Regions from separate parts of the Homo sapiens genome. Here region 1 is linked to region 2. Evidence: chromatin contacts called from ENCODE Hi-C data. All regions are on one chromosome and are shown on one strand. The core of a region is the stretch at or near the end of the contact, and the rest is flanking DNA. Distances in the headings are between cores, read along the strand shown.

Region 1 (2,700 bases), core at 174-2,673, 410 kb after region 2:
AGGTACTAGGGTTATAAAGTTCTTTGTTCTTTAAAAAATAATTCATTTGAAACAGATTTCTGTATGTCAACATGTTAGCGTATATTTGTATTAAAACAAATAAATCAATCAGTCTTTAGGCTATCTGTCTAATGTTGGGCTTGCTCAGTTCTGCAAAAACCTGTAGCACTGTGCAAGAAAAGACTTGATGCATTTGACAGCAGGTGTTCAGGAAAAATGCACCACAGTAAATAGCAGCAATTGATGATGAGCACAAAATGAAGAGAACAGAAGAAAAAAAAATTTAGCATGCACACACATACACATACTTAAGTTATTTTATTAGCATATTTTCTTTGTCCATTTCTATTAAAGAGTCATTTTACAAGTCAAAACAGTATGTATCCAGCACTAATCCAAATTCTTCCTCTTGTAAAAAGTGAATCTGCTTTTTAAAAAACTATAGGGGCAAAGTGAAAACAATGCAAACTAACATTTCCTATGTCTCTATAAAATTCACTCTTTAAAAAGGGTCTCCATAAGATAGAATAGGAGTGAAGAACTTCCTTAGATATTTACATATTTTAAGATATTTAAAAATATATAAACCCATGGGTTCTTAATGGGGGTAAGGGAGTAGTGGCAGTGGGGACAAATGGCCTGTCCTCTGCTTCTTTTCCCAGCATCGTCTCCTGTTATTTGACCCCTCCAGGCCCTTTACTTTCTACCAATACTGAACTCCTTGTACTTCCCCTAAAATTGCTATGAGCATATTCTTCACACCTCTCTAATTTATAAATAGTGATCTCTTTATCTGAACAGTCCTGTCTACTCCCAGGCCATGTACTCCAGGAAAATCCTAGTTATTCTTTCAAATCATTTCTATACAAAGAAACTGTCATTTTCTTCTCTATATTACTCCTAAACATTGTTCACATTTCTTTTGCACATATCACACAACAGTTGTTTATATTTTCTAATGCCCCTGCTGAACCATAAGATATTCAAAGGACATATATTTTTTCCCAATTTAAAAGAAATCACAATGTAAGGTGATCTGCCTACAGACACCTACTAGGTATACAGAAGCATGCAGACAAGAAATATATAAGACAGCAGGTGGTACCAAAAACATGTTGCTCAGAATATGTTTCTGGATAACTAAGGTTTTTAACTCATTACATATAAACGATTTTTAAAAACCTAAAATGAAAGTCTTCTGATATATACTACAAAGAATGGATGATATGGTAAATGTAAACAAACAAAGGTTTTGTTGACTCAAAGTCTTCTTTTCCCTCTCCATCATTCTTAAACAATATTCTGTGCTAAAGTTATTAGATGGTGAGGATACAGATGCCGTAGGACAGATTTATACAATGTAACTTGAACGGGCACCACAGGACTGATGGGTTGCACAGTGGTGACGCCGAGTGGTGATGCAGAGCTGTGGATACTGCCTGCCTGCACTTGCAGAGGTCATCAATGTTTCCACATCCTCTGAGAGGAACAGCGTGTTTCTGTCTCTCACCCCAAAGAGACATTGTTTCTGTTTTCTATTCCTGCCACTCCTCAATTTTTTTTAAGGTACAAAATACCAAGATACAGAAGCTATTTCTTATCAGTCCCACCAGAGTGCAGCAGGGCTGTTTTATCCTTTTCTTTGCCTTGCGTTTTCTTTCTCCCAGGCTGGTCCCAGCCCATTTCTGAGTTCCGTCAGTCCTGCTTTGGCTGTTCAGTGCACCTTTCTTTTTCCTTGTCTCTGGTACCTTGTCTGATAATACAAGACATTACAAAATAATGTCTTTTTTTTTAATCTTACCTATTCATAGTTCAAAATTCTGGCTCTATTACTTACTGAGTTTTATTTATTTATTTGAGATGGGGTCTTGCTCTGTTGCCCATGCTGGACTGCAGTAGCGCGATCATGGCTCACTACAGACTTGACCTCCAGGGTCCAAGCGGTCCTCCCACCTCAGCCTCCCGAATAGGTGGGACCACAGGTGTGTGCTACCACATCTGGCTAACATTTAAATTTTATTTTTTTGGACAGACGGGTCTCCCTACGGTGCCCAGGCTGGTCTAAACTCCGGACTCAAGTGATCCTCCTGCTCAGATTACAGGTGTGAACCACCACACCTGGTTGTAACTGAATTTTTTTTTTAATTACAGGGTACATGTGCACAACGTGCAGGTTTATTACATAGGTATACATGAGCCATGTTGGTTTGCTTCCCCCATTAACTCATCATTTACATTAGGTATGTCTCCTAATGCTATCCCTCCCCCAGCCCCCCACCACCTGACAGGCCCCAGTGTGTGATGTTCCCTGCCCTGCGTCCAAGTGTTCTCATTGTTCAATTCCCACCTATGAGTGAGAACATGTGGTGTTTGGTTTTCTGTCCTTCTGATAGTTTGCTGAGAATGATGGTTCCCAGCTTCATCCATGTCCCAACAAAGGACATGAACTCATCCTTTTTTATGGCTGCATAGTATTCCATGGTGTATCTGTGCCACATTTTCTTAATCTAGTCTATCACTGATGGAAATTTGGGTTGGTTCCAAGTCTTTACTATCGTGAATAGTGCTGCAATAAACATACGTGTGCATGTGTCTTTATAGCAGCATGATTTATAATCCTTTGGGTATATACCCAGTAATGGGATGGCTGGGTCAAATGGTATTTCTAGTTCTAGATCCTTGAGGAATCACCACACTGTC
Region 2 (2,700 bases), core at 38-2,537:
GCAAGAAGAGCAATGCAGAACATGGAAAGCTTTGCTAGAGCAGTGTTTCACTCAGACTTTCTGCAAGACATCAGGAGCTGCTCGAGATTTTGCAAACACATTTATGGGAAAATCATGGCTATAGAAAAGCTCCTAAAATTAAAACAGAGCTGGAAAAGAATAAAGATCATTGCATTTGTCTTTAAACTCAGAAGCAGAACCCCTGGGATTTAGCATTGTATAACAACACTGGAAACATTATTAACATTAATAAATAAACATCTGGATTGACTTGCAGTCTAAATTTAAGTGTCCTAAATATTTTGGCTCAATTATAACTATACTGCTTTTTTCTAAATTCTCAAATGTTTCTTCTGTCCTTAGCTTATATTTCATTTTCTTCTAACTCTTTTAACTCGAATCTTTAAATGGACCTTGTTGTATAAATGTTTAAGCACCAAATGTCTATATAAGGATATGGAATTGATATTGATTTCAGATTTCATATTTGTACAATCTGGGTTCTTTACATACTTATAGGCTTTTAATTGGAATTACATAATCACACCATTTGTTTATCTTTATTTCATATAATGCTTTCTGTTATATATAATTTCAAGAGTGCCAAAATTTACCAACAAAGTTTTAGTTGAGCTAAAATTAAACCTGCATGCTATTATGAAGCTATCTGTTATTTCCATTTTTAAATATAAAATTAGCCAGAGTTAGCCCAGTTTGGGATAGTATTAGGGAGAACCCATAAAATATGGTGACATAAACCACATTATGCCATAATCATGGCCAAGTTTCACTTGAATTCTCAAATGTATTCAAAAAGCAAGAGTAAAGGTCAGCAAAACACATCTTCACCAAGAAAAGTGCAGTAAAACGAATGCCAAATTAAATGGGCCAGCTACAGAGAATTCTACCCATAAACACAATGCTTATACTTAATCTGTTTCTCACCACCTTCATTTGAGAACGCTGGTCTCAGGTCCCTGGGCTGCTGTTCCTGCCTTGAGCTTTTTTGTCGTTGCAAGCCACGGGGTTGCTATGCAAAGTCCCAACGCATGGAACCAGAGTTAATCATTCACAGGCCTTTTTGCCTGAAATAAGATGCTTTTCATTTCCCTTGGCTTATGTGAATAATGAAAAAAGAAAACAAACAAAGGAGATAACTGCACAATGTTAAAAGATAATCCCTTAGCATAACTATTGTCTAGAAGGCTGAGCACCGTAGTCAGGCAAAAATCCAGTCTGCATTCAGTGACTACACTGACATTTATTTATAAGAGATTATGCCGTGACAGAGCTTCAAGTCATTTAGAAATGCTCCCATTCCCCAAGGCCTTCGTTATATTTATATGCAGGAGCCCATATTATTTTTCCTGGTGTTATGGCAACAAGGATTTCAGTGTTTACAGAGCTATCAAGTTCTGACAAGCCAAGCCGGGGACTTTGCATCACTGGCTTGCATTAAAATGGAGCGCAGGACCTGGAGAGCTGAGCTGAAGCTCAGCTGTCTGAACAACTAATACCTGAGCAGAAGAGGGTTAGGAAGCAGGCAAACGGTGCTAATCAACTCACAGAGCCACTTTCCCCCAAGGGAATTTGCCCTCATGATCCTGCGGTTTAAGAAATATATTACAAAATACGCTGAACCTAGGAAGTCATATTAAACTCAAAAGAAAAACAAAACCCAAATTCCTACTACAATTTTGTACTCTGCGTGGATGTTTTAAAGCTGTGTTGAGTATCGTACATTAGAGTCCTTTATTAGGCCTCTGGAGTAGAGAAAGGGGAAATGAAAATGCAGTGGGTGAAGAAAGGGCAGAACAAATACTCTCTCTGTGCCCACCTTTGGTTTTTAACTACACAATGGAGATCAGCCCAGCTTACGTTCACACCTAATTTAACCACTGCCCAGGGCCCAGTAGTTTCTAGCATACTCCAGCTCTGAAGCTAATTACTGCAGGAAGCTGGTTATGAAAATGTCCCAGAAATATCTGTATCTCACAGACAAAATTATTTTGAGAACTTGCCACCTGCTCCACGAAAATAAATATATGGAAGCAGGACCTTGCGCTCCATGGTTTTCTACATTGAAGTTGTTTTCTGGAGTTGGCCCAAACTCCTCCATATTCTCTGACTAGAGACAGAGCTAGAAATCATTTAAAAAAAAAAAAAAGTCCTTCCAAACATACTCTTTGGACATCTTGGTTCTAGATGGAGCAGGAAATAAAAGCCACAAGCTTAACCTCTGATACAATAAGCTACCACCTTCCAGTTCTAGATTTGGGCCTGGGAAATAATCAAGTCAGAGTAAAATGAAACAAGGAGTTCTAACCACATTTCTTTTTCTTCTTTTTCTTTCTCTCTTTATTTTCTTTCCTTTATATATGTGTGTTCATAAGGGTATTGGTACTCATTTGGTTATAAAAGTGTCACACTGAATTGTAGAATGAACTTCACACACGTCTAAATCCTTTTCAGTTTTTTTGAGATAGGGTCTCCCATTGGCAGTGCAATCATGGCTCACTGCTGCCTCAACCTCCCAGGCTCAAGTGATCTTCCCATCTCAATCTCCCAGGTAACTAGGATTACAGGCAAATGCCACCATGCCTGGGTAATTTTTTGTATTTTTTTGTAGAGACAGGGTCTCACTATGTTGCCCAGGCTGGTCTAGAACTCCTGGGTTCAAGTGATATGCCTGCCTCAGCC

The links. A loop is a pair of places that touch in the nucleus more often than their neighbours do. Pooled maps may share reads with other maps.
Region 1: a loop to region 2 is called in a pooled map, with 2.0 times the contacts of the local background. The contact joins the enhancer-like site here to the promoter of LINC01091 in region 2. A Hi-C loop is called at or near these places in 2 of 168 maps with a recorded cell type or tissue (IMR-90 and chondrocyte), 1 of 37 single-sample maps with no recorded cell type and 11 of 50 pooled maps.

Annotation. Positions count from the first base shown.
Region 1 is chr4:123,243,179-123,245,878 of GRCh38, reverse strand. The region is part of intron 14 of AFG2A (AAA ATPase AFG2A); the gene reads right to left. Among named protein-coding and RNA genes, the nearest start is that of SPRY1, 150 kb to the left of the region's middle. Within about 2 kb of position 1,423, at least 2 of the 41 ENCODE cell types and tissues checked have a DNase peak (open chromatin) inside an H3K27ac peak, as active enhancers do.
Region 2 is chr4:123,648,578-123,651,277 of GRCh38, reverse strand. LINC01091 (long intergenic non-protein coding RNA 1091) reads right to left here and starts at 1,287. Exons shown (of 6, transcript NR_027105.3): 1 at 949-1,287.